Linked DNA regions of Homo sapiens: regions 1 and 2 are each linked to region 3. Evidence: read pairs that join two places in POLR2A ChIA-PET (ENCODE). Cell type or tissue: MCF 10A. All regions are shown on one strand. Each heading gives the region's core, and the rest is flanking DNA. Links, peaks and the distances in the headings are about the cores only.

The links. Peaks named below come from ENCODE experiments on the same cell type or tissue, not always from the same donor. Only the 100,000 strongest peaks of a DNase experiment are listed, where the experiment ranks them.
Region 1: POLR2A ChIA-PET joins it to region 3 with 10 read pairs; 16 of 35 experiments call an interaction of 5 or more read pairs at or near these places.
Region 2: POLR2A ChIA-PET joins it to region 3 with 86 read pairs; 14 of 35 experiments call an interaction of 5 or more read pairs at or near these places.

The regions. Positions count from the first base shown.
Region 1 is chr7:129,858,363-129,869,408 of GRCh38, reverse strand. It overlaps UBE2H (ubiquitin conjugating enzyme E2 H), which reads left to right. Exons shown (of 7, transcript NM_003344.4): 4 at 10,468-10,507. Among named protein-coding and RNA genes, the nearest start is that of MIR183, 89 kb to the right of the region's middle. In MCF 10A, for the core only: no CTCF peak of the experiment used is centred there; a DNase peak (open chromatin) is centred at 5,158.
Region 2 is chr7:129,871,795-129,882,840 of GRCh38, reverse strand. UBE2H (ubiquitin conjugating enzyme E2 H) reads left to right here. Exons shown (of 7, transcript NM_003344.4): 2 at 1,870-1,946; 3 at 3,199-3,273. Among named protein-coding and RNA genes, the nearest start is that of UBE2H, 76 kb to the left of the region's middle. RefSeq lists an enhancer at 2,564-3,065. In MCF 10A, for the core only: no CTCF peak of the experiment used is centred there; a DNase peak (open chromatin) is centred at 6,790.
Region 3 is chr7:129,946,272-129,953,647 of GRCh38, reverse strand. It overlaps UBE2H (ubiquitin conjugating enzyme E2 H), which reads left to right and starts at 688. Exons shown (of 7, transcript NM_003344.4): 1 at 688-1,145. The coding sequence starts at 1,093. It overlaps UBE2H-DT (UBE2H divergent transcript), which reads right to left and starts at 581. Exons shown (of 4, transcript XR_007060520.1): 1 at 168-581. RefSeq lists silencers at 852-951, 962-1,081 and enhancers at 2,928-2,977, 3,756-4,327, 4,328-4,901, 7,228-7,376. In MCF 10A, for the core only: no CTCF peak of the experiment used is centred there; DNase peaks (open chromatin) are centred at 4,097 and 4,557.

The sequences.
Region 1 (11,046 bases), core at 2,796-7,795, 85 kb after region 3:
GGGTGGGAAGCTTTTGGCAAGGACAGGGGATTGGTAGGATAGGAGATGTCTAAATTTGTGATTGTGGAGGTAAATATGTAATTGTGGAGGGAATGACAAAGGTCAGGGTATGTCCTGGGGAGCATGAAGTGGAATGGAATAGAAGGTCACTGAGGAGAAGCTTAAGAAACAAGCCGGGCACGGTGGCTCACGTCTGTAATCCCAGCACTTTGGGAGGCCGAGGCAGGCGGATCACCTGAGGTTAGGAGTTCAAGACCAGCCTGACCAACATAGAGAAACCCCGTCTCTATACTAAAAATACAAAATTAGCTGGGCATGGTGGCACATGCCTGTAATCCCAGCTACTCAGGAGACTGAGGCAGGAGAATCACTTGAACCCCGGAGGCAGAAGTTGCAGTGAGCCGAGATCGCGCCATTGCACTCCAGCCTGGGCAACAAGAATGAAACTCTGTCTCCAAAAAAAAAAAAAAAAAGAGAGAGAGAGAGACCCGGGTGTCAGGAGTATGGTCTATATTGTCACCAAAAATGACAGGAGTTGGGGCAGAGAGCAACTTGGGGGCCAAGCCAGGTGCTGAAGTTCTCAGTGAGAGAAGCCAGTGGTCAAATGGGCCCTTTTAATGTGAAACCTGCTGTGAGCAGGCTGTAATGTCTAAATTCATTTACCTTCATCTTGTTATTAGCCAGAGTAAAAATAGTACAGTTAGCTTTCCCACCCCATTCCCCAGGCTGCCACCTCTAAGGATAACCCTGCTTTTGCATATGCTTGTTACTATCAGAGGACTTGTCCATTTCTTTCTTTTTTTTTTTTTTTTTTTTTTTTTTGAGACGGAGTCTCGCTCTGTCGCCCAGGCCGGACTGCGGACTGCAGTGGCGCAATCTCGGCTCACTGCAAGCTCCGCTTCCCGGGTTCACGCCATTCTCCTGCCTCAGCCTCCCGAGTAGCTGGGACTACAGGCGCCCGCCACCGCGCCTGGCTAATTTTTTGTATTTTTAGTAGAGACGGGGTTTCACCTTGTTAGCCAGGATGGTCTCGATCTCCTGACCTCATGATCCACCCGCCTCGGCCTCCCAAAGTGCTGGGATTACAGTCCATTTCTTTCTTGAAGTTGACTTATGCCAGTTTTAATTCTGCCTTTGACAGCTCATTATTATATAATCTTTTCATTTGCTATTTAAAACTTCCATCACACTTGCTGCCTAGGTTAGTTCCTACTCTGTATTGGGTGACCTCTAGCTTTTGAGCTGGTTATTCTGACATCTTTTTGGCATTAAATCTATTTCTTTCCCTTTAGGATTTGGTGTCATAATGAAAACAAGTATTTTTGGCTTCCTTTTTCTTTAAACTGAAATTCTTTTGAAAACAACAAAAGCAATGTCTTAGTTCTTTTTAGAAACCTGTTCACAGTTTGAGATTTGCTTATATTCCTGGTGTTGGTGAAAACTGTGTTGTTAGTGGAAGTTTAGAGATTATGACATCCAATTTGCCTGATTTTAAGGATGGAAAAAAATGAGGCTGAGATGTATGACTACGCACTAGTTGCAGAGTCCATCTTCTGGCTTCCAGTTTAGTGTGTGTGTGCTTGTTTTTTAACTATACCAAATGCAGTCAGGATGTTTTTTTTTTTTAATCTAATTTTTGCTTGCACATCAAGAAAGGATGGTCTTCTTTTTTTTTTTTTTTTTTGGTTTTCTTTTTTTTTTTTTTTTTTATTATACTCTAAGTTTTAGGGTACATGTGCACATTGTGCAGGTTAGTTACATATGTATACATGTGCCATGCTGGTGCGCTGCACCCACTAATGTGTCATCTAGCATTAGGTATATCTCCCAATGCTATCCCTCCCCCCTCCCCCGACCCCACCACAGTCCCCAGAGTGTGATATTCCCCTTCCTGTGTCCATGTGATCTCATTGTTCAATTCCCACCTATGAGTGAGAATATGCGGTGTTTGGTTTTTTGTTCTTGCGATAGTTTACTGAGAATGATGGTTTCCAATTTCATCCATGTCCCTACAAAGGATATGAACTCATCATTTTTTATGGCTGCATAGTATTCCATGGTGTATATGTGCCACATTTTCTTAATCCAGTCTATCATTGTTGGACATTTGGGTTGGTTCCAAGTCTTTGCTATTGTGAATAGTGCCGCAATAAACATACGTGTGCATGTGTAGGATGGTCTTCTTAATAATAAATATGGGGCACATGTTCTCAGGACCTCCTGGGGCTGTGTCACACAAATAATAAATATTAAAAATAAAAATTATAATTGTATTTTCCATTTCTAGTGTGACAGAGTTATGGGAAACATATGTAAATCATAATATCCTCTCATGTTCTTCACACTTGTAAGAGCATTAAGAGATGGACACATAGGGTAAATATTAATCAGTTTTAGGATGAAGACAGTAAGATGAAATTACTTGTTCATTTAACTTATTAAGCTAATTCTAACATTACTGCATGCTTACTGTATGCCAGTTACTGTTCAAATGCTTTACATATATTAACTCATTTAATCTTCACGATTAATGATGTGTAGATACCATTATTTAACCTAGTTTTAGGAATAAGGGAACAGAAAGGCAAAGAGATGAAGTAGATTGCCCCAGAGGCTCACACAGTGGCATTTAGGCATTCTGACTGGAGCCTGGTCCTTTTTAAAAAATGTATTGTTACATCAGTTACACACATTTTTGGGGTACATGTGCTATTTTGGTACATATATGCAATACGTAATGATCAAAACAGGGTAATTGGGATATCTGTCACCTCAAACATTTATCTTTTGGAGCCTGATCTTTTAACTACAACTCTAAGAGTGGTAGAGAATTGTAGTTGGGTCTTGTGAGTTCAAGTCCAATGTATTCTGTACTGTATTGTCTCTGACCATGAAAATAAGTACTGCCTGAACCCAACAGTGTGGTTATATGAACGACCCAGCGATCGAAAGATAAACTATGAAAACAAAACAGAAGTTAGTCTCCCAAAAATGAAACCAAAGGAAAGTAGGCCAGAGGTTTTGATAATCCACTAGGTTGGTAGAAGGGTTATGCTATTGAAGGATAACACTTCACCTTTTCTTAGTTATAAATGACCTTTTCTTATCCATCTAGCCCATTCCTCAGACTCTATATTACCAGAGAGAAAGGAAGAAACAGAAAAGAGGACCCCTTGTTGAGTTTAGATCTCCTGAACACACACAGGATCAGTTCAGAAGTTCCCATGACACAGGGCATTGAGAGTGAGCTCCTTGCCTGGTTCCTCACCCAAGAAGAGACAGGCCCAGGTCCATCTCTCCTGAGTAGGAAAGGCTCAGATTTCTGAAGAGATTTCTACCCGGGCACAGGCTGCCTCAGGTGGGGCCTGGCTGTCTGAGGTTAGATGAAAATCTATCAGATTGTGGACTCCTGCACATAGCTGGCCAATGTCTGTCACTAGTGGAGCTGGCAGCACCCCCCCACCCTTACTCAATTGGAACACCCCTACTCTGGTCACCCTGTGTGCTAGGAACAGAGATCCAAGTTATTACCCTTAAATAATTTATAGTCTGAGATACTGCAAGGGAAGATGAGATTCAGTCTTTAATAAGAATATTTTAAACAATTATACCTACTGAAAAAATAGAATTAATCAGTTTGGTTGTGAACAGTCTACTTTATGTGGGCAGTTGTTCTGAAGATAGACGATCAGAATGACTTAATGTATTCACTTAACTGTTTTCTCACAGGAATTCATAAGCTTATAATGCAATTGCATCAGCCACAGCTGTCTGAACCACCTTAGCCTAGGCTTATTTTATCCCTGGGATGTAGCTGCTGTTTTGGCCTTTGGTGATCTTCACCCGTTTACCGTAGGGTGGATTTACCTTGATTCACAAGTCGTTTGTCTAACCTCTCCTTTTGTCAAGATAATTCTGACAGGTGAAATTTCTGGTGATTGGCCCAAAGTATTTCATCTACCCACAAATTTGATCATTAATATCCTCTCAAATAAAGGGAACAAAGATGGAAAAATAGGTGAAGCTTGGCCTCATTTATTTACATATTGACCCCAATGTCAGAAGTTACTCAGAAGTGTGTGCAACTCTGTATAGACCCCTTCCTGGGACTGGACACAGAGGCTGAAATAAAAACCAGTTTTTCAGCATGACTTAGCACAATGTTATTTATTTTCACTGCCTATTAGCCTATGGGTCATGAGATTTGTTATTCTAGAGCAGTTGAGTATTGGAGTGGAACAAGCAAAAGCAAGGCATATTTTTCTGTTGTAATCTGTACTTTTTATTTTTTAAGATATATAATAATAGTTTTACATTAAGTGTGATTTGGATTCCTTCTCCAGAATTATAAATTACCTAATTCCCTTCTGCTAAAAGACGCAGGACAGAGAAGGGTAAGCATTTTAGCTGGACATTTATTCCTGTTGTACGATCCTCCCCATCCCCTTTAACGAGTGCTAGAACTACGCCAGAGAATAACTGTCCAAAAAACTTAAGGAGTTCTGATTTTAATCTGGTCAAATCACTGAAATATGTTGTTAGAAAATGTCTGGTAGTGGCCGGGCACGGTGGCTCACTCCTGTAATCCCAGCACTTTGGTAGGCTGAGGTGGGTGGATCACGAGGTCAGGAGATCAAGACGATCCTGGCTAACATGGTGAAACCCCATCTCTACTAAAAATACAAAAAAATTAGCTGGGTGTGGTGGTGGGCACCTGTAGTCCCAGCTACTTGAGAGGCTGAGGCAGGAGAATAGCTTGAACCCGTGAGGTGGAGGCTGCAGTGAGCCGAGATCGCCACTGCACTCCAGCCTGAGTGATAGAGTGAGATTCTGTCTCAAAAAAAAAAAAAAAGAAAGAAAAGAAAAAGAAAATGCCTGGTAGTGAATAAAATCTTAAATCATGAAGATTAAAAATAACCTGCTACTTCTACTTATGTTGCCATAAAAGCAGTTTTCAAAATATGTTCTCTTAAAATATCTTGAAAATAGTTCCTGGTCTAATGGAAACAAGTGTTGGGAAAATTCCCTTGTTGCAGACATATTCATTAATGTGATGATAGCATTGCCAAAAGGAAGGAGAACATGCCAGGGCCAACTCAACACAGTCCTGAGAACATTCCTTTTCCGAATTTCTGGCCCGTTCTTTCTCTGTCTCCCCCCTCCTTGTCCAGGAGTTCCATTGTTGGCATCATTATCCAGAATGTAAATGGCTTTGCCAGAAACACTGCCCACAGCTTGTCTAAGAACAAATGTCAAGGAGATATGCTTTTTTCCATGTATTTGCTTTGGATATTTTTCTAACAATTAAGCCTGAGGGCCAGGTGCAGTGGCTCACGCCTGTAATTCCCCACACTTTTGGAGGCTGAGGTGGGTGGATCACTTGAGGTCAGGAGTTCAAGACCAGCCTGGCCAACATGGTGAAACCCTATCTCTACGAAAAAATACAAAAATTAGCTGGTTGTGGTAATCCCAGCTACTTGGGAGGCTGAGGCAGGAGAATCTCTTGAACCCAGGAGGCGGAGGTTGCAGTGAGCAAGGTGCTGCACCACCACACTCCTGCCTGGGTGACGAAGTGACCTTATCTCAAAAAAAAAAAAAAACACCTAGTATTGGAAGAGATCATTTTAGTTTAGAAAGTAGAAAGTTTCTTGATAGAGTTGGTCTGGTTGTGTTCATCCCTCAAAGGCAAGGTTATAAACTGTTTCTGCCTACTTTAGAAGAGTCAGAGGGTTTGTTTTGTGGCTCTTTATGGTATTTTATCATGTTGGTGGTTTTGTATTCTCTAGAAAATTTCTGTACCTAAAAATGCTGCCTTACAGAATTAATTTCCTTTAAGGACTTAACTCTTGGATATTTCCCCATAATTCCTCTGTTCTCAGAGTGCTTGCCATTGTTATTAAATGCTAGATTTTTAGAGCTGATAGGGCCTTCAGAAATAGAGTAAGAGTGGAGATTTGGGAGATCATATAGTTCAACTATTTGTCTTCGTAGGTAAAGAAACAGACCCCACAAGGTGAAGTGACTTGCCCAGGGCCTGCAGTTGATTAGTTGAGGCTAGAACCCATGTCCCTGTTTAGTACTTTGCTTTGTGGTGTGATTCTGCCCTCTGTACTAGTGCTCAGATGGTGTTCTGTACTTAGCAGGGGCACTGGAGACTGAGCTCCAAACCATTTATTACTAAAGCGTATGTTTACCAAGTCCTTTTTGGTTCTGTTATTTATTCCTGTACTCAACTAAGCCAAATCTAGATTTAATTGAAAACTGTATAGACACTGTTAATTCCAAGTGTGCTCTCCAGGTCATGTCCAATGAGGGAGGCACCTTAGTCTTTCAGAGACGTTTTGATAAACATTTAAAGCTTACCATAGTTATTTGCTTGACTTAACACCTTTAAATGCCCCGTGGCCTCAGATCGTTGAAGCATAATGCCCTGTAGGATTCCCATTTTGTTTTGCTTGAGATCTGCCATTCCCCAGCACTCAGGTGCTGTGAGCTGATTGAGCTGTTCCCCAACTAGCCTATTTTAGGACACAAGCCATTTGTTAAGCCAAGTATGTGAATATGTCACTGTTCAGGCACTAGTCTCAGTGGCCCCCCCATCTCCCTTGAATAAAAGCCAGTGTCCTTAAAAGGGCCCCAAATGCTGATCACCTCTGTGACATCACTTCTCATTTTCTGCCCCTTTTTCAAATCCCTTCAGTTTCAGGAAAAAACTTCAGAGCATCAGGCAAGCTCCTAATGTGCTTTGCACTTGGCTGTTCCCTCTATAGTGACCTTCTCCTCTCCTCTTGGTACCAGGTGGCTCCTCTTTCACCTCCTTCAAAGCAAGTCACTTTCTCAGGAAGTCCCTTCCTGACCATCTCATTTAAAATTGCCACCCCGCCCCAACCTTTCCATTTCTGTTTTCCTCCTTTGCTGTGTTTTTCTCCATAATGCTGGTGACCTTCTAATGTAGGACTTATTTTTTCTAAAGACCTTTCCTTACAGGTATTTCCCCTTAAGTCCTGTGTCTTTGAGTATTGGTTTTAGTTTAAATGAAAACTTCCCAGTGCTTCTCATCTGTAGCCAGCATTGGGAACCTTTGCCATAGACGTTGCTTCATTAGGTGTTAGTTTTGAGAGTTCTCACAGAGGCAGGATTTTAAGTATCAAGAACGTATTTTTAATTCTTAATAGTAGCTTCAGGCAATATTTTTCATATAGTAGGACCATTCTCTTGCATTAAACCACATAGTGGCTCAGCATTGTTCCCCACTCATCAGAAAGCTTCCCTGCAGTAGTGATAGCAGCATACTCCTATATATAACTGATCTTGAGGACCACGTACCTTATAACCTGAGGTTCCTCTGATTTTAGGGGGAGGGTAATGAATTTGTATTATTTGAACAAGAGTGTTAAGATACGAGATTTCAAATAAAATGGTTGGTTTTACTGGCTTTTTCTTAAAATAGTTCAGCACTAGTTAATGCTTGTGTAATTCAGTCTATTTTAGAATGTTTGATACTATGTATAACTTTTTTTGGAAACGGAGTCTAGCTCTGGCTTCCAGGCTGGAGTGCAGTGGCATGATCTCGGCTCACTGCAGCCACCTCCCAGGTTCAAGCAATTCTCCTGCCTCAGCCTCCTGAGTAGCTGGGACTACAGGTGGGCGCCACATGCCCGGCTAATTTTTGTATTTTCGTTACAGATGGGGTTTCACCATGTTGGCCAGGCTGGTCTCAAACTCCTGACATCAAGTAATCCGTCCGTCTTAGCATCCCAAAGTGTTGGGATTACGGGCGAGAGCCACTGTGGCCAGCTGATACTATGATAACTTTTTATTTCGGAGTTTTTTTAAGCTCAACTATTAAAATTACACATTGTAGAAATGTCAGAGAGCCAAAAGTGCAAGTAGAAATAATGGGAGAATCTTGCAAACATGACAACCATCCACACCTGTTTTCTTCTAGCCTTTTCCCATTGCTGTGATCCTAGTTCTGGTTCAGGTGTGGTGAGGTGGTGATGAGATTTGAAAAGTGCAGCGGAGAAAATACTACCACCACTAAGAATTCTACACTGTTAACATTTGTACTTACTTTCAGTTTCTTATTTATGTGCATATGTTTTAAACAGAGCAAATAATATAGAAGCACATTGTCCCTTTTTAAAAGGAATATATTAATAGTGTTAAAGTCTTTTTTTTTTTTTAAAGACAGTCTCACTCCGTCACCCAGGCTGGAGTGCAGTGGCGTGATCTTGGCTCACTGCAAGCTCCGCCTCCTGGGTTCAAGTGATTCTCTACCTCGGTCTCCCGAGTAGCTGGGACTACAGGCACACGCCACCACACTCAGCTAATTTTTTATTTCTTTTTACTAGAGACAGGGTTTCACCATGTTGGCCAGGCTGGTCTTGAACTCCTGACCTCAGGTGATCCACCCACCTTGGCCTCCCAAAGTGCTGGGATTACATGCATGAGCCACCGTGCCTGGCCAGATAAAGTCATTTTTAACCACTGTTTCCTCTTCTGTTCCCTTTTCCTATCATGACCCTGGCCCTGTGCCCTAACTGAAACAATTACTTTTGCAAATTTGGTATATGTTGGTTCAGTACAGTTTTCCTATACTTGTTACCATGGAGAATTGGTAGTTGTTTGTTTTAGTTTATTTAAATAACCTCAGCCTGTAAATATAACATCCTGCAACTTAAAAAAAAAAAACAAAACTCAGCTTTAGATGTATACAAGTTGATACACATGGATCTACTTCATTACCCTTGGCTGTATAGGACTCAGGTAGATGGATGTACTCCCCTTTATCCAACCCTATCCCATTGACAGGGTTGAATTTGGCTGTTGGCTTTTATAAATAATATTGCAACAAATACTCTCATGGGGCATCTGGGACATGTGTATTAGTATTTTTCTAAAGTTAATGTAGAATGTTTTTTACCCTAATTTTTCTCCTCTTAATACCAAGACATGAACATTTCCCATTATTAAAATGTCTTCATAAACCACATGCTTCTTAAATCTAGACTTTGAAACATCTTTAATTTCCTTAATGAAAAATTAATATTGGACACAAAGATTTTTTTTCATCAGAGTAACTTAAACATCACATAGGCCCTCTTGATTGTAGTAGATAGAACATTATGCTGTTTCAACACAGAGCATTTAAAAACAAAAGTTAAAAGTGTGAGTGACTAGAGTGGTCTAAGACTGGACTACTTGGACTTGGTATTCTTATCCCCTGTTTTCTACTTCAGGGGAAGTTTCTCAGGTTTTTGGAGACAATCTCTGTAGCGCCTCACTTGAGGCTCCTCCTCCAGTGCCATTTCTCTGCATCTTTCCTGACTCTTCCCATTTTACTCCGCCTACTGTATCAATACTTTATTCAGATTGCAGGTATTTATTGGTGTCTCTTGTCCCACTGCCACAGTGACCTCCTCAAGAATAGTGAACTGTCTTATTTTTATACCCTATCCAAGCACAATGCCTGCGGTGTAGGTGCTGACCAAATATGTTCTGAATGAATATGAGAGAGAGAGACTGTGGGGATGGGGGTGATGGAGGATGGGGGTCGGAGATAGTGGTGGTGATACTCACCTTAATAAGGAACTTCAGATATTGAAAGTGTGGAACAGAATGAGTCCTAAAAGGAAATGAAGTGATAAGGATGACAAAATGACACCTTTGACAATGGATCTCTGCTTTAGAATATTGCCATTTGCATATATACTGACTGACTGAATAACTGGTTTTATTAATTTCTCCTTGAAGTTCAAATGGCCATATAGCTATTAAAGTGTGTACTTGGTTTGCTAGGAAAAATTTTAAAAACTTAAACCTCCAACAGATATAGCCAACTTAGAGTATTTTTTTTAACTCCTTGCTTGGTTGCCCCAATTTTAATCAAAACTGGGTTTCCCTGAATGAGTAGACTAATGTTAAAGGAAATATTTTGGTCACTGCTTTTAGGAAATCCTTTGTGGTTTGAAGTGGTATTCCTTTAGCATTTCAACAGTTTCATTCATGTTCCGTGCACAGTGCAGCCAAGTGATACCAGTAAGTGAGCGTCAGAAGGAGAAGTTGAAATGCAGAACCTCCAGATTTAGAGCTTGAACAACAAAACTTCTGGGAGAGTGAAGTTTCTTAACTTTTATCATGACACTGGCTATGAACCATTTAGTAGTATAATTTATCTTTGAGCAGTACCTTCATAGCTCAGAAAACAGTTGCTTTAATGATTGTTTTGTATAAGAAGCTGCATTTCTCCCAGTTTGCTCATTTGTTAATAGAATGCTGATGTATTCCAAATAATTGGAGCTATCAGGAGAATATAATGTTTATCAGTAATGAAAGATCTAAGGTTGAAAGTAGTGATTTATAAGTATTATCACCTTTTCCCAATACTGAAATTGTTTCCAGTACTGAAATACTTTTATTGTTCTCTGGATACTTTTTGCTGCTAATTAACATCTCTTTTTACAGGATTCATGAATAAAATTTTCCATCCCAACATTGATGAAGCGTAAGTAACTATTTTAAAATGTTTCAATTTTAGCAGCAACTGCTCATGATTAGTGTTTCTCTGTGTTATAAAAAGCCTCGGTTATCTTTTTGGACCTTATCAGGAGGTAGGACTGTATGAATGGTCATGTAAATGATAGAATCCAAAGGATATGAGGTTCTCAATCACTTAGTTCACATTCTGCTGTTGTACCACTTATTTTTTTCCATTGTCGTGACTGGGTCCTTCATTTTTCTTGTTACCCAGCAAACAGTAGTAATATTCCACATCTCACTTCTCTTTTTGTAGACACAGTTCAGAGATCTGTTTTCAGCCTACAGATAGACTATTTTCAGATCTTATAATATTTTCTCAATTCTTGATAGATAGTAAGGCAAAATGACTATAGTTTCATTTCAGTTAATGAATCTTATTTATCCCCTTCTTTCCTTCTAATATTTTATTAATGATACTTTAAAATATTCCAGCATATCCTGTTTTATACTTCTAGTGCTGTTTAGAATATATTATTGTTTGGGATGCAATTTTAATTTGTCATG
Region 2 (11,046 bases), core at 3,743-8,742, 72 kb after region 3:
CCTTTTTTTACGTGACACAAGGATGCTTTTTTTAAAAAAGTTTTAAAACATTTTAAGCATGTTATGCTTTTACTTATTACATTAACGTTAACTTTGGAATATTTTGCAGGATGTCAGAGGGTGACTGGTCAGAGTAGGCATGCATGTGTCATTTGACCAAGCAAGAAATAAAGCCAGTTTTCCTATGTGGACAGTATTGAATCATTTTAGTGTGCATGTTTCTAAGGTAGTAAGTTATCGTTTAGAAAAGAATTAGATCAAATTAGCCTAGACTGAACTATCTTATTTAAATATCTCTTGTGGATACTCAGGGCTCTTGAGCAAGGACTTTACCAAAATTACACCTGGCCTCTTGCAGTCAGTTCTGTGTCTCATTGGACACGGGCTTGGAGTGCCAAATATTTAATTTCAAATCTTTAAAAATATTTATTCTCTATGAGATTATTAAAACTTTTTAAATGTTTCTGTTTTGTATTAACAGTATATAATTTGCACTGCTGATGGAGAAATATGAGACCAATCTATTGTGTTTTCCTTTTTAATGTTACAGTGGGATTTGAGAGCTTCCCAAAGCCTCTGTCACCTAAAATTCCTACTGAGAATCATTTTTGGATTTTACCGCAAAGCAGATACATAGAACAGATTTTAAACGAGTAGTCCTCTCTTCTAATATGAATTAATTTGGTTTCTAGAATTGAATCTTAGCACCTTAAAGGGGCAAGAATCTCAGGGGTAGGTAAGTTTTAGAGGAAGGGAGCACAGCCATGTTACCCCTCTGTGATTAGAGCCCTGGAGCATACCAAACCTTGAGGCAAGTCTGAAGAAGGTGGAGTTTGGGGGGCAGTGAAAACAGATGCTATGGATAAGATCTGAAAAAATTTTTTTTTGTTTTGTTGGTCTTTTGCATTTGGCAGTACTGCTTGTGGCAAGGTTGTATCATTAACTGTGTTGATTATTCCATAAGCCAAGGAGACAATTGTGGGAACTCTCCTTAGTAAATCCCTCGTTTTAGGAGCATAGCATTTCCAGTTTAGGGGAATTTGTATTTTGCTGAACATTTGAATTTGACTAAAGGGAATACTGGGTTTATATGACAGGCTCATTAGGGATAGATTGAGGAGGAGAGGGTAGAAAGGGAGAGAAAAGCTAAAATTAAGCGCCTATTTTTCATGTATATTTTTTATTTTATTTTTGAGACTGAGTCTCACCCTATCACCCAGGCTGGAGTGCAGTGATGTGATCTCGGCTCACTGCAACCTCCACCTCCCAACTTCAAGCAATTCTTTTGCCTCGGCCTCCTGAGTAGCTGGGACTACAGGCATGCATCACCATGCCTGGGTAATTTTTGTATTTTTTAGTAGAGATGGGGTTTCACCATATAGGCCACGCTGGTCTCGAACTCCTGACCTCAGGTGATCCACCCGCCTAGGCCTCTCAAACTGTTGGGATTACAGGCGTGAGCCGCTGCGTCTGGCCAGTTTTTTATGTATATAGGCAAAATGCAGTCTTACACATTTTACATGTTTAACCTGTCTAATCCTCACAGAAATCCTATGAAATGCTGTTTTCCCAATTTGCAAAGAGAAAACAAAGACTCAGGGAGTAAACTGACATTATTTTGGCTAGGCTCAAAAACTCAGTAAATGGCATTCCTGGGATTTGAACGGCCGTCTCTGAATCCAAAGCTCATGCATATCTTCTTACAAGAGTATATATTGCCTCCTCCTAAACTACCAGAATTATTATGTATATTTTATCAATGTCATGCCAAATTTTGGTAACACTTTAAGTGGCATATGCCTGGGGTGTTATTGGTAATTCTGCCAGATACTGTAAAGCCTGTGTAATTTCCTTTACCGTCCACCTTAGCATCGAGAGTAAACATGAGGTTACGATCCTGGGAGGACTTAATGAATTTGTAGTGAAGTTTTATGGACCACAAGGAAGTAAGTACATGTGTTGGTATGTGTTCTTCTATTACAGTCTTTTACTCTGTTTCTTAATAGAATATCAAAGACAGATGGTAGCATGCGTAGTTTCTGAAAAGCAAGTTTAGTTGGACTGCAGAACCAGTGAGGAAATCTTTCTCTTATCACAATCACTTTATATACAGTCATCCCTTGATATCTGTAGGGGATTGGTTCCAGGACCACCTCATACCAAAATCCACAGATGCTCAAGTCCCTTTATAAGATGACATAGAATTTGCATGTAACCTACACACATCCTCCCATGTCCTTTAAATCACATCTAGATTACTTGTAATAGCTAACACAACGCAAATGTTATGTAAATAGTTGTTATACTGTATTTTATTTATTTATTTATTTATTAAGTGATGGAGTCTCACTCTGTCACCCAGGCTGGAGTGCAGTGGCACGATTGTGGCTTACCGTAACCTCCACTTCCTGGGTTCAAGCAATTCTTCTGCCTCAGCCTTCGAAGTAGCTGGGACTATAGGTGCCTGCCACCACGCCCAGCTCATTTCTGTATTTTAGTAGAGACAGGGTTTCACCATGTTGGCCAGGCTGGTCTCGCACTCCTGACCTCAGGTGATCCACCCGCCTCAGCCTCCCAAAGTGCTGGGATTACAGGCATGAGCCCCACCGCACTTGTCCTTTTTGGTATTTTTTTTGTGTTATTTTTAATTGTATTGTTATTTATTATTGTTTGGATTTTTTTCTCTAATATTTTTGATCTGTGGTTGGTTGAATCCAGGGGTGTGGAACCTGCAGATATAGAGGGCTGACTGTAGTTTTCTCTTTATCTCTATGTGACAGTACTAGACATGAATTGTAAATTCTGGGTTTTGTTATGGATGGCCACGTGAATGGTTTCCAGGAAATGTTTTTTGTTGTTTTCTTTTTGGCCTTGGAGGGGGGATGAATATGGGGTTTATTGAGATAGGAGGGAAAGTAACATGGCTATTACTTACCAAATAATTGAATAGTGTTTAGTACTTTTGAAGAATCAAGTAAATTGCAGAATGAATCTGCTTATTTTTTAACTCTGGATCTTTCCAAGAAAAGTATCTTAATCTGAACGTGGTACACCTATTGATTGTAGTAGGTCCCTGACTCTTGAAGGAATTAATTTGGAAGGTTTTCAGAAGATTAGGGGATAATGTTTAATTTACACTCAGATTTATTTTCTAATTTGGAGATGTAGTTCTGATGAACATTTTTACTTTTATTTCAGCACCATATGAAGGCGGAGTATGGAAAGTTAGAGTGGACCTACCTGATAAATACCCTTTCAAATCTCCATCTATAGGTATGTTACTACTTGGTTTTTCTCCTTAGAGAGTTTTGAAATCTAAGGGGGAAAAATCTTACATTTCAGGGGAGGTAATTAATGCCAGAAATGGCTGTCTAATTGAATTTTTCCTTTTTTGGCTTTGGTTAATTAATCAGTGACTTTTGGGGGGAACTTCTATAGTGTGTTAGAAGACGTTTAAATATACTCTTTGCATAATTATAATGACCATTACTTTAGATTTTTGTCTTTTGGTGTCAGATTAAACCAGCTTTAAGGCCCCACTGTTCTTTAAGCTGTTAGCAGGAAAATAATAAACATATCTTAAGTCTAATTTTGAATGCCAGATTGCAAGAATGAATGTTACATAGTATGTGTTTTAATCCTATCATTTTCAGAAATTCTCCCTAGATCCTACTTTGCTTTTTTGTTCACTCCAACTCTGGGTACCTTACAATTAAATGACCCTTTGCAGTCTTCCCACCTCCAGTCTCTTTAGCCCCCTAAACAGCAGAAGAAAGAATAGAAACCTCAGTGGGGTTGTACAAAGAGGTACTTTCTCCTCACCTTCATCTCCTTTTACCTTAATGGGTGATGTTATTTACCTGTCACCCCCATTGAGGCACTCAGTGACAGATCTATCTGATTGAAGGTGGACACCTTTAAATATTTGGAGACTGTAGAATGGTAGTAATTTAGTTAATTTAAGCCAGCTTTTTTTTTTTTTGCTTCACTTTATACATGTCTAAAATATTATAAAATATTGAACAATTTTAAGTAAGAACAATAAAATTGTAATATATTGAGCATTCTCTGAGAATCAGACTAAGCCTCATGTTCAGAATTGCCAGAGTTCAAACATTTTGCTACTGCTGTGGGCTTTTTTTTTTTTTTTTTTTTTTTGAGACGGAGTCTCACTCTGTCGCCCAGGCTGGAGTGCAGTGGCACGATCTCGACTCACTGCAAGGTCCGCCTCCTGGGTTCACGCCATTCTTCTGCCTCAGCCTCCCGAGTAGCTGGCACTACAGGTGCCTGCCACCACACCCGGCTAATTTTTTGTATTTTTAGTAGAGACGGGGTTCCACTGTGTTAGCCAGGATGGTCTTGATCTCCTGACCTCGTGATCCGCCAGCCTCGGCCTCCCAAAGTGCTGGAATTACAGGCGTGAGCCATTGCGCCTGGCTGCTGTGGGCTGTCTTAAGAAGTAATGCCCGATATCCTGGAGTCTAGACCACTCCCCACTACACCCCCACTCCTAACCAGTTGAATCAGAAATTTCTTTCTTGCTATAGGGGCCTCTAAGTTTCAGCGTTGTGAATGGTAAAGTGGGAGTGGAGCTGTGAGGTGTTGAGCCTTTGAGACAGCCCCCGAGCACATCTGACTTAGCACCTGTATAGGTGTAGAAACGTATACGCCTGTACACCTTCTCCTTTTGAGAGGGCTTTTCTGTTGTGTTGTGGTTCCCTGTCCCCAGTTTATTCATCTTCTAACTTTAGGGTGTTTCTGTCTACTCAGCCATTTAAAACTCTTATGTTGGTTAGTGATAGGACTTTAAAGCCTTTATAGAAGTCCATGCAAGTTCATTCAGATACATTTCATAAATACCTGTTTACCTAAAGGCTAAAAACTGGCATGCTAAGTCTAGTTTTGTTAACCCCACATTCCTAGTCAGAAAGGAAACAATAGAGCTTGTTGAAACTAAGAGTGAACTTATAGAAATGCAATTTCATATCCTGTAGAAATGTTATTTCTCAGACCTTAATGTATTTTTTCTAGATAATATGATTATCTCATCATAACTTTCTAGGTAATAATGTCTAAACTTTAGGCATTGCTTGTTTATTAACTAATGACACAAAAAGCCTCCACGCTTTCTTAAATTAATGATGCAATATGAAATTTGGTTGGGACAAATGACTAAGCTAATTTAACTTCTTCATAATTGTTTCTTTTGCCTTTCTGTGTGCTTTCAGGACTTGATAATGCCTACAAATGTGTATCATCTTCTGTTTGGAAAGTAGATTTAGCTGAAATATTTGTACAAGCTGTTCTTGTTTCCTCTAGAGGAAGGTTGCATAAGAGAGTTTCAATCAGTTGTGCGGGGTGACCCATTTTCAGGTCATCAACAGTGTAATTACTGTTGAGATGTGCTTTAAGCATTCAGAAAGGTTGTGGCTCACTTAGAAAAGGCAAGGATTCCTTTTTGAGTTGTGTAGATAGTTGTAAAATTATACAGAAGGGCGAGGAGGTAAGATCAACCCAATCTCAACATTCTTTTTAAATCTTGCCCCTGTTGTATCTGGGTAGGTGTAGTGTTCTTCCTGAGCCAAATTTTGAGCTTTTAAACAATCAGCTGTGCAAATTTAGATCAAACATCTTTAATGCTTGGCTCTTGGAATTTTGCAGTGTCTATGTACTTTGTTCTATTTTGTGTGTTTGTGTATGGATGTGTATTTTAATTGTATAAATGACCCATATCCATTAGAGCAATGTAAGAAAATCTGTAAGCCAAAGTAAAGAAAAATCAAAATGTCTCATAATCTTATCCCTTAAAGGGTGTCATTATTTACATTCTGGAATATGCTCTTTAAGACATTTCTCTCTGAATATTTAAATATATATATTCAATATAATGTGATATGCTTATCTTTGGGACACTCTCCAAATATAGTTTTAGAGGGCTGTCAGTAGTTACATGATTGCATGAGATGTCCCTTTAAAACAATTTGCATCTATAAATGAGTGGGTATTCGAAATAGTGGCATAGCTACTTTTTGGAAAGAAAAGGAATATAGGTAGACACCTTGGGAGGTTATGAACTTATTCTTATGATGCCATTATTGTTTCAAACACTTTGAGCTCTTTTTTTTGGAATTTTACTTCTGTTTCAGTATCATAAGTGATGGCAAATCTTGATGCTTTGAAGCTGGATGTGAATTTTTGAAATGGCTAACAGTCATTTAAGCCCAAAGAATAAGATGAATGGAAAAACGAGTAATATCAATTGGGGTATAAAACCGGCCCTCTAGGCACTTTGAAAAGAGTAAAAGATATAAAACTCCTTTAATCAACTATAACATCGCTGAATATTTGCATAATTTTCCAGAGAGACTGCTTTGAGATGAATCATATTTGAATCTTTTTCTGATTTACTTGAAAATTCAGACTTTCATATTTTTCATTCAGAAACATTAGTTCCTAGAGTGCTTAGCAATACTGCTGGGTGTTACTGTGTAGGAGTTAGGAGAGTGTGATTGGTCAGTGGACTGGTTATCAGGGTAGAGAAGTTCTGGCCCTGGTTCTCCTTGACCATGAGAGAGATATGCAGCTGACCCATTGTTTTCTCTGCTAGAAAATGAGATACTAGAATTAAACAGATTCTGCATGTTTGATATGACCAGTGTATTAAAACTCGGGGTACCTGGCATCCTGCTGGACATGACGAAGGCTACAGAAGATCTTTACTGGTTAGGAGAGAAGAAGAATGTAAATAAAATACTACGTGTACTTAATGGCATGGTTCCATTGTTTTTTAGGAGAGGTGTGAGTCAGCACCTCAATTTAGAAGAGAGAGCGTAAGGAAGACATAAGTTTCTACAAGAGAGATTGTCTTCACAAAAGCTTCAGAGTTGTTGAGGTGTGCATGAGGACTTTAGAGATACTCATTCAGAACCCCAAGTAATCCCCAGTTCATGAAGATTTTGTTTTATGCAAAGAAATTGCTGCAGAGACTGCCATAGCTCACACTTCTCGAGGTTCACAGTTTTTAGCCTTTGATACTTGTGCTCAGCTGTTAAGTGAAAGCTTTCACCAAACAGACTTGCAGTTACAGTGTGGGTGAAATAAAGATGAATGATCTCATAGAAGAGGGTAATACAGAGTAATTTTTAATAAAAAAAAATAAGCAGAGGATACAAAATGGTTTTATGTCTAATCCAAAAGAATGCAGATTAAAACGAAAGTACAGTATATGATTTGTCAAACTGGCAGATAAAACAGTGTTAGAAAAGGTATTATGATACAGCCAGTCTACCACTATGTATTGCTTGGTAAATATTTTATATCCTTCAAATAATTTTATTTAAAAAGTTAAAAATTATCTAAAGAAATATTTAGAAATGTGCACTGTCAAAAGAATACGTAAATTTTAGTGTTATAATACTTAAAAGTCAGAAGCAACCTAAATGACCCAGTCGGTGATAAAGTAGCTAAGTGATAGTGCATCTTAGTGGATAAAATGTTTTACCCATTAGTCATGTTTTAACACCTCTTTGAAGGGACACACAGGAAAATGTTTTTTATATAGTACAACTCTAATTTTTTCCTATACATTTCACATTTGAATGCCAAACTATTGATGTTATCCATAGCTGTTCAGTTAAAGGAGACTAAAAACATACTTTTCTGTAATTTCCAAATAGTCTACAATGTTTGCTTTTATTATAAAAGTAAATATTTTTAATCATATTGCAAATGTATGTCTTTTGACTGTCCTGTCTGTATCATTGTCTGAGTCTACACTTTGCTGTCTTTTGCTCTAGAAAGCCATCAGGCTTGGCCAGAATTCCCTGTGGTAGCTTGCTCAGGACCTGCCTAACCCACGTGTTTCCCAGCAGCCTCCCTTCTTTTTTCCTTTAAATTTTAATTATGTGTGTGTATAAGTGCACACACTGTTTTCCTTCCTTTGTTTTCTGCTTAGAGTTTAGAGTTTAGTCCATCTCAGATACTGTCTTTACGCGCAACTTTCTTCACTTCTTTCTTCCCCCTTTTTCTCTTCTCTTGGGTGGTTACCTCAAGTACTTCTCACCTTTTTCTTTTCTGCCTGACTCTTCCACTTCCCCCTTCCGTTGTTGCATTTTTCTCTTCATATGAACTGAAAAATGCCCCTCTTTAGAGCTAATAATCATAATGGGGATACTTTTGATAAGCCTAAGCCAAGGGAAAAAAAATATAAAAGTCTTCTAATAAAAGATACAGGGCCGGGTGTGGTGGCTCACGCCAGTAATCCCAACACTTTGGGAGGCCGAGGCGGGTGGATCATGACCTCAGGAGATTGAGACCATCCTGGCTAACACAGTGAAACCCCGTCTCTACTAAAAATACAAAAAATTAGCTGGGCGTGGTGGCGGGCACCTGTAGTCCCAGCTACTCAGGAGGCTGAGGCAGGAGAATGGCGTGAACCTAGGAGGCGTAGCCTGCAGGGAGCCAAGATCGTGCCACTGCACTCCAGCCTGGGCAACAGAGCGAGACTCTGTCTCAAAAAAAAAAAAAAAATTATATATATAAAAAAAATTAAATTCAGGGCTTATAGCCACTAAAGATCTTGCAACATCCAGAAGTTCTCTTCTGGATCTATTATATTCTCCTTCATATCATATCTACTTTACTTAAACACTAGCATTCCAGATAAAATTAAGATGTCATTTTATCTTACATTTAAATGATTATTGGCTACTATTAACAGAATTGTATCCTAATTTCAGATAGAACTATAGAATATTTTAGAATCTTTTGTAAATAACTTTAAGAGCAGCCTAGGAACCCTGTCATCATTTATACTTCTTAAAAATTAGAAAACTGTGTTATAAGGTACAGGTAACAAGTTTAGAAACCAATTTGTGAAATGCTACCGATCTATATCTACATATTTTCAGTGAGGAGGACCCTCTACTAGGAGCAGGCTGTATGCATTGCCTCTGGGTTGCAATTTGATGATACCAAAGCTGGGAAGGTAAGAGAAATGGTTGAGAACAGGATTCTGGAGGGACTGCTGAATGGTTTGCTGAATGTTGGTAGAATGGTCAGGTACAAAACCAGCAAGCTCGTGCTGCCATAGAACTTGATGTGAGGCCGAGCGCAGTGGCTCATCCTGTAATCCCAGCATTTTGGGGAGGCCGAAGTGGGCACATCACTGGAGACAAGGGGTTTGAGACCACCCTGAGCAATATGGAGAAACCCCATCTCTAAAAAAAAAAATACAAAAATTAGCTGGGCATGGTGGTGTATACCTTTAGTTCCAGCTACTCGGGAGGCTGAGGTGGGAGAATCACTTGAGCCCAGGAGGCAGAGGTTGCAGTGTGCTGAGATAGCATCACTGCACTCCAGCCTGGGTGACAGAGTGAAACCGGTCTCAAGAAATTAAAAAAAAAAAAAAAAAAAAGAATTTGATGTTAGTGGCATGAAGCAAGAACTTGCCAAACCCATTTGAGTAAATGGAGACAAAATGAAAAAGTCATGGGCAATACAATAGTTAAAATACTCTGAGCTGGCTGGGCGTGGTGGCTCATGCCTGTAATCCCAGCACTTTGGGAGGCTGAGGCGGGTGGATCACGAGGTCAGGAGATCGAGACCATCCTGGCTAACACAGTGAAATGCTGTCTCTACTAAAAAATACAAAAAATTAGCTGGGCATGGTGGCGGGCGCCTGTATTCCCAGCTACTTGGGAGGCTAAGGCAGGAGAATGGCGTGAACCCGGGAGGCGGAGCTTGCATGAGCCAAGATCGCGCCACGGCACTCCAGCCTGGGCAACAGAGCGAGACTCTTGTCTCAAAAAAAAAAAAAAAACTCTGAGCTATATTAATGGCCTTTAAAATTGGGTCAAACTATCAGGATGGTTTAGGTTGCCCTGTTCCACTAGACTGGACAGCCTGTCAGAGTTCCTCTTAAATCTCCCAGTCTGGCATATACTCTGATAACCAGTGTGCCATAATTCTTTTTTTTTTTTTTTTTTTTTTTTTTTGAGACGGAGTGTTGCTCTGTCACCTAGGCCAGAGTGCAGTGGCAGCACCATTGCAGCTAACTGCAACCTCTGCCTCCCGGGTTCAAGCAATTCTCCTGCCTCAGCCTCCTGAGTAGCTGGGATTACAGGCATGCTCCATCATGCCCTGCTAATTTTTGTGTTTTTTAGTAGAGACGGGGTTTCACCATGTTGGCCAGGCTGGTCTTAAATGCCTGACCTCAGGTGATCCACCCACCTTGGCCTCCCACAGTGCTGAGATTACAGGCGTGAGCCACCGCGCCCAGCCAATATATATATATATTTTTTTACTCATGCAAGTGATAAAGGGAACTGCATTAATCTTTTTCATTGTCAGAATAATAGACTGTTCAGGCATTATACATTTTTTATTTCACTCTGGCCAGAAATGACCTCACACTATTTTTGGAGTGGAGGTTTATAATATGGCATGACTAAACTACCTATAGAACTTAGAATACTTACCATTTTATCTTATGTCTTCCTAGATGGAATCATTCTAGAGTTACTCCCTCAAGAACTAGCATGAGTAACTTCATTGAGCAGTATTTAAGCAGGGATGGGCCAGTATTTGCAGTAGAGAGGAGTTTGTCATTCACAAGAGGTTTCAGGTTAGTCATTTAACAAAGGCCTACTTGTACCACTGTATTTTCACAAATAAAATGAATTCTGTGACTGGGCACGATGACTCATGCCCGTAATACCAGCACGTTGGGAGGCCGAGGCAGGAGGTTCACTTGAGGCCAGGAGTTCGAGACCAGCCTCACCAATATGGTGAAACCCCGTGTCTACTAAAAATATATATATATAAAAAGTAGCCGGGCATGGTGGCGCGTGCCTGTAATCCCAGCTACTCGAGAGACGGAGGAAGGAGAATTACTTGAACCCAGGAGGCAGAGGTTGCAGTGAGCTGAGATGGCGCTGCTACACTCCAGCCTGGGCGACAAGAGTGAGACTCCGTCTCAAATAAAATGAATTTTGGGGCTGGGGAGGCAAAATTCCATTCAGATCACCTGTGTACTTCTCTAATAAC
Region 3 (7,376 bases), core at 2,377-7,376:
ACCATTATATCCCTCATGTCCAGCAAGGTGATTAGCACGTAGGAGGTGCTAAATAAATATTTATTGGATGAATGAAGTATTTAAGGTTGGTGTAGGAGGTTCACACACTTTGCGAAGTTGCCTCATGCTCTGTAGAATAAGGATATTAATACTAAATTATTTCTGACCTTACCACCTTGCTGCGTCAACTCTAATCTTTGAAATAGTGGCCGTAGACACTGCATACCCTGGTATGCAAGCCTGAGGAAGCCTTGCTGTGGTCTACAATCCTTGGAAACAAATTCTCTCCAGCCAACGAGGAAGCGGAGTGCAAGGAACCTGCTGGTGTGGGGATTTCCAGATTTTGGTGCCTGAGTAATTGCTACCTTGGCCTCCTCCAAATCAAAGAAATTAACAGCTTGTTAAACAGAGTGTTAAGGGAGGTTCATTACCCTTAAATCCACGAATGTAATAATATTGCCATTATTTACTCTTATCGTTTAGGATGATGATAACGACAGTGGCAGTTGAGGGATGAAGTAGGTGGGGAAGTTGGGGGAGGGGACAGAGGGTGTGAGACAGCCGGAGAAAGAGGAACTACAACTCCCAGAACTCCCCGGGAAAGCCCACGCCGCGGCGGCGCCCCACCCCTCTCAGCGACCAGACCCGCCCCTCCGATGACGTCACAGAGGTGACGTCACGGCGCCCAGAGCGAGGCTGGGGTAGGGAGGCCGACTGAGCAGGAGTCGTCCGCTTATAGTGGAGGCTGCTAGGAGCCGGTCAGAGGGTGAGTGGGGAGCAGGCGAGCGAGCCACAGCAGGCAGGAGGGAGCGTCGCGCGGCGCAGAGGAGCGCCGGGGCAGGGCCGCGGCGGAACCACAGCCGGAGAGGGGCAGCCCGAGCCGGGCGCCGCAGGGTCCCCACCCCCACCCGGCCGGACAGTGCCCGGTGTTCCCCCGTGCGGGGGGCGGCGGCGGCGGCTGACGGGACCGCCGGGACCGCGGGGGTGTTGCCACCTCCACCGAGGAGCCGGCGCGGCCGCGGGCTCCTCAGAGCCGGGGCCCCGGGCCCGTGACAGACGGGCCGAGGAAGGGAGAGAGGCGGCGGCGACACCATGTCATCTCCCAGTCCGGGCAAGAGGCGGATGGACACGGACGTGGTCAAGCTGTATCCTTCGTGGAGGGGAATTCGGGCTGTGTGTGGGGGGCGGTGTGGGGATGCCCAGGGCACCCCCGGAACCACTGCAAGGGCCCTGGGGCACTCCAGGCCACTGTCCGAGACTCCCCTCCTCCCCCAGTGCCTACGGCGGCTCCTTGGCACCTCCCAGGGGCCGAGAGCCTTTTCAGCTCGCCTTTTCTCCGCAGCACCCCGAAATACGCGTTGCTGCTCGCTCTTCCTGTATCCCCAGAGCCTGTGACTTTCCTCCGCGACGTTTGGACTCCCGAGACGGCCTTTTTTCTTTTTGCACGACCAGTCGCCTCACTCTCTACCACCGAGCCCATTTTCAGGGTTTCTCTCTCCTGTTTGCTCGCTTTGGATTTAGGGAATCAAGGCAGAAATTCCCGAGAGGGAAGCCTTTCTCCGTTTCTTGAGATGCCCCCATTTCCTCCAACCACAATGCTGCTTGAACTGGGGTCACTCAAGCGACCTCTTTTATCCCTAATTCCTTTCTATATTAGGAAGAGAGTCTCCTGCTCAGGGCCCCCTCTTCTAAGAAAGAGCTCTGTGTGTTTTCAGTCAGTCCCTCCTGTTAAGCTTTCTGGTCCCCGGGAGAACCCTACTGTTTTCCTTTCCACTGACAAAGCCTGTCCCACCCATAGTTGTATGTGATGAAGACCCCCGGGCCCTCCAGCAAGCCACCCTCCATATTGTGGGTATGACAGCTGGGGAAAGAGGAGCTCCTGGACAAAATAAATAGTCCCTGGACTGGCCACTTGGGCAAAACTTCCTCTGTGAGGGTCAGGTTCTTGGGGGAATACTTGCCCTGATGTCGCCAAGTGACACCCTTTATTTTCTGCCCCCTCCCCCCAACTTTATGCACTCTGGAGGTTGCAGTGGGAAAGCTATAACTGATAAGAGCCCTTCAGGCAGTGGTTTTGGTTGGAGTCCAGACTGATTATTTCAGGACCAGCTAGAGAAATTCGCGAAGGTTCCTGTGACAAATCGAGAATTTTTTTTTTTTGAAGGGTAGTTTAGAGGGTAGGGGGAGCCCAGAGTTCTGAACAGCTAGTCCTTGGGGAGGGGGGCAAGTGGGGGCTTAGAGGGTGGTAGTGTGGAACACAGTTTAAAAGTCCTGTCTCCTGTTTCTCTCCCTCCTCCCCATCCCCCCACCGTTTCCCCCTGTTGCAGGGTTTTGTTTATATAACTCAAGTTGTTTGGCTAAATTCTTCAGGTGAATACCTTTTTTCTTCCTTTTATTTGTTGCTGTTTTTGATTGAGTGTTTTACCTCTTTGTAGAGATCAGTGGTTATTGTCAAAAAATTCAGTTAGGGAATTTGCTGAAGTTTTAAAAAAGTAGTTTTTGCATATGGTTTGGCAGTGGGGGATGGGAGGGAAGTTGTCTGGGCAAGAGATTTTTAAAAAATAATCTTTTCAGAAATAAGGTGTTTTTCTCCTTGCTCAGGGAAAACTTGGTTAGAAATTAGGAGCAGTAGATAGACTTCTAAGTTTGTGGTTTGGAGTTTAGAATTTTTGGGGGAGTGGGAGATTAGAGCGGAGCAACTAATAAAGTATAGTGTACCCAATATATGTTCAGGCGCAAGTGAAATCAACTCTTTATGAGCTGTTTGTGGCTGTGATTGTTTTGTAAATGTGTGAATGATACCAGTAATGTTGGCTTTTCATAAGGCTGCAGGAAAACTTGTAACTATGACTGTGTGTACATTTTACACAAAGCAGTTTCGGGTTTTATTTTTGTTTAGAAACTAGGAAATGACATAGTGGCAGCATCTGAGTTATTTTTATCTTGAATTGAGAGTTACTGTCACACCTAATGCGAATTTCTACCTAATGTTTAATTGGGATGGAGTGGGGAGACAATTCCAGCTGTTTGTGATCGTTGTCAGAGTCTCAAATTATGTACATAGACATATTTTTAAAAGATTGAGGATAAAGAGGGGGGCCTAACTTGACCTGATGCCTTTTCCATACAGTGCCTTTTGTTCATTTAGTAGTTGTGGCATCTAGAATGATTACCGCATTTAGGAGTCGGGGTGTGGGGGGTGGAGAGGGAGAGGAAAACAGACAAAGAACAGCAGGGTGTCTTTTTTTTCTCCCCCTAAGTGGCTTATTTCATAGCTTATTTTTAGTAGAAGATGAAGAAAGGCAAAGATGCATTGGCCTTCTGTTCTTTCCCCACCTTCCTTCCTTTCTGACAAAAGAAAGCAGAGGCGCTTTAAAATTGTAGATCTGAGATAGGAGGATAACAGTTTCGAGATTTAAAAGCCAGAGGTTATCTTTGTTTCGTGTTTATTTTCTGGTATAATGGAGTTTGGAAGTTAAAATGTTTCGGATTTCCTTTTGTGTGTGTTGTGTAGGTGAGAGATTTTGTGTCCTCCTTTCTCTGTTGAATTCACAGATCAGTAGGCCCAAATGGAGCCAACAATTTTTGAGTAAGGTATATTTAGCAGAAAATTTAAGGAAAAATTCCCCAGCCCTCTACTAAAATGAGTACAATTGTGTGAAAAGGCTGGGGGTTGAGAAAGATGGTGGAGAGGAAGTAGGAAGAAAAGGTCTGAAGGAATGCACTTCTTGCCCCCCATGCCCCTTGATGATTTCTTTGGTGTGGGGGGCGATAGCTGGTTTCCTTGCAGTCTCCTGTTTCAGCCCATTTTTGGATGTCTCCTGAGCGTAATTATACCACCACGATTTACAGCCTGGCAGGGAACCTATATAGTAGGAAAGTAGCAGTGTGGGGGTAGGGAGAGAAGAGGATGTGTAACTAATTGGCCGCTGCCTTCCACCACCTCGCTCGGTTCTTTTGGAGACACCGTCTCTGGTTGTTGTTTGGAGTCAGTGATATTTCTTTTGTGACGGGTTGGTAGGAGAGCTGACTCCCAAGTTATGCAGGGAGTGAGTGTTTTGCACCAATGCACTTAATAATCTGCTGGGTGATTATGTTCTGAAACTCTGACTCATTCATTGTTTCTCTTCTGATCCTTTGCTAAGGGTTGTGCAAACCTCCCCAGGAGCCTAGAAACTGATTTACATGACTTTTGGATCCTTTAGGAATGTGTCCCAGTAAAAAAACCTTGCAGTTAGCCCAGATCCTATGGAATAGTCTCGAATAGTGCGGCCATTTGTTTGCAAAGTCAGGTAGATTGGTGATCTGTGCTGCCCAGAGCCTGGCAACCTTTGAGGTTTCCACCTCCAACCAGCTGATTATTTAGATTGTCTGAGAGCTGGGGCTCTGGTGACCTTAAAGCGTGATTTGCCCTAAAGGAATATCGGTTTAAGTTCTCCCTGGTGGAGGAACAAACAGCTCAGATTACACGGGTTTCCTTGTTGGTGGGGGTTACTCGTCTCACCCTGTTGCACAGCCCTGGTGATCCTTTCATCTGTGAACCAGTGGCCCCTGCTGAAGGCTAGAGCTGCTTGTTTTGGAAAAGCGTATGCAGGCAAAAGGCCGCAGGCACCGCTCCTCAGCGCTCATTGGCCGCCCTGTTACTACCCGGAAAAGGAGGAGGGGAGGAGCTACCAAACAGCTGATGGAGTATGTGACAAGAGAGTGTGTTTATATACAAAAGAGGTGGGGGCTGGGGAGGCCCTCTGAGTGGTGTTACAGGAACAAGTGTGTTTTCGAGGGGTAAAAAGAGAAGAGGAAAACCTGACCTGTTAGAGTACAAGAAATGTTTAGAAAAATTAAGGTTAAATCAGAAAAGTAGATCGGATAATAATGGGGACCGGCATACACCATATGTACAATTTTGTAACTTACAATACCAAGAGTTTTCAATGATTCTTCTTTTCAGAGGGAGTTCAGTAATAGGATCCCCCCCTTATTTATTTTTACATTTTTTGTAGAGACCGAGGTCTGACTAGGTTACCAGGCTGGCCTCCCAACTCCTGGCCTCAAATCTTCCTCCTGCCTTGGCCTCCCAGAGTGCTGGAATTACAGGTGTGAGCCCAGTGCACCTGGCCCAGGGCATGCCACTTTAAATGCACTTAACTGACTCATTTGCAGGGATTCCAAAGTATGGCAGAAATGTCAGCTTCCCTTAAGAAAGCGTCAAGTGTGATAGAAAGGGACGGTGTCTTACATTAAAACGGCCTGAGTTAATTTTACAGAATCGTTGGTGTCTGCTTTAGGGTTTCAGAAGCTTTCTCTAACAAATTCAAAACCTCAGATGTGGCCAAGTGTGGTGGCTCACACCTGTAATCCCAGCATTTTGGGAGGCTGAGGCGGGAGGATCACCTAAGTGTAGGAGTTTGAGGGTCCAGTGAGCTAAGATCATGCCACTGCACTCATGCCTGGGCAACAGAGCAAGACTCTCTTAATTAAAAAAAAAAAAAAGCTGGCACAGTGGCTTATGCCTGTAATCCCAGCACTTTGGGAGGCCAAGGCGGGCAGATCACCTGAGGTCAGGAGTTCGGGACAAGCCTGGCCAACATGGCAAAACCCCGTATGTACTTGTACTAAAAATATAAAAAATTAGCCAGGCGTGATGGTGCGGGCTTGTAGTCCCAGCTACTTGGGAGGCTGAGTCACGAGAATAGCTTGAACCCATGAGGCGGAGGTTGTGGTGAGCCTAAATTACACCATTGCACTCCAGCCTGGACGACAGAGCAAGACTCTTATCTCAAAAAAAAAAAATCCTCATATGTTTGGGTACTTGCTTTGTGCCAGCATTGTGCTGGGAGTTTAGTAGTGAAAAATTCAGTATGGGTGGTCATGGTGCTTATGCAATTAGTTAAAACTTTTTTAGTCGGAAAGGACAGGCTGTGTTAGGTCATTGCTGTGTGTAGTGCCTTTTTGAGTAACTTGTATTTACTTAGAGTGGACTTTTCAAGGAATAGAAAGGTTAAAATGAATTTTGTGTGCTAGGATGTATATGGGGATCTGTACACCTGTTTAAAAAAATTTCAAAACTAAAATATTAAAATATGTAGCCATTTGTCTTTGACTTAACTTTGGTATTTTGCTGTTAATCAGTAGTTACTCTATCCCTAAGTTAGTAGTCTTTGTTACTCTTTAATTTGTGTTCAAAGGGTAGACAGTTCCCTAAATCTTTTAACTAGTTCTAGTGTCAATTGGGAACCTGTGGTTTGCCTCTTTATTTCCAGTGGACTCTGTTTTAGTGAGATGATGAGATGAAAGTTGGCACAGCTTTATGGTCTTCAAGCTAAAAGTTAAAGATTTGGCAACTCTCAGTGTTCTGAATTTGTCTTCCCTGCCTAGATTTTGGTGACAAATATAACATACTGGTACTTATTTTGGTTAGGCAGGAACCTACATGAGTAAGCATTCACAGCTTCAGAACATCTGATTCCTGCAGTGCAGTTCTAGTAAATTACACGCAAGCCTAAAAATTCAGCTTTTTGGGAAAAAATGTTTCGCAGATGTGACCCATAAACGTCCCTCCTGTATTTGTGTATGTATGTTAGAACAACCTAAGTTTGTTGGTTTTCTAGTGTTGCAATTTTCTTAGCCCCTTGACCTGCATTTTATAGATATATTTAAACATTGGTATTCTTTTCAGTCTTAACAGATTTGATGGTTCCAAGAATCATTGGATTTTTAGGCATGTAATCCAGACCTTACATTACGTTATAATGTTTGCAACGTAATAGCTTTTTACCTGTAGACCTACAGAGTGTACCTGTTAGTAAAATACTTAAAAGAACTTAGTTGGATTTCAAAAGTAAAAAGATAATTGAGAAAAACATAGGTTACAAGAAGGAAAACCAGTCACCTGTAATCCTAGTTCTTTAAACAGTAGTTCTCAAACTTTAGTTTGAGATTGCACCACTGCACTCCAGCCCGGGGGACAGAGCAAGATTCCATCTCAAAAAACAAAAAACAAATAATCACCTGGAGAGTTTGTTAAAACAGGTTACTGCATACCACTCCTGGAGTTTTCTAATTCATTGGGTCTAGGGTGGGGTCTAAGAAGTTCGCAGATGATGCTTCTGGTCCAGGACCACTGTTTAAGAACTGTTGGCCTTAAATGTTAACCTTATGGCTTTTTTCCTATATCTTTTATTCTCCCCAGGATGTATTGTTTTCAACCTGTTGATCATACTGTATGTGTCTGCCCTGTTTTTGCTTAATATTTTTGCAACTGTTTTTCCCAGTTAAAAATAATGACTAGGGGCCGGGCGCGGTGGCTCACGCCTGTAATCCCAACACTTTGGGAGGTTGAGGCAGACAAATCATGAGGTCAGGAGATTGAGACCATC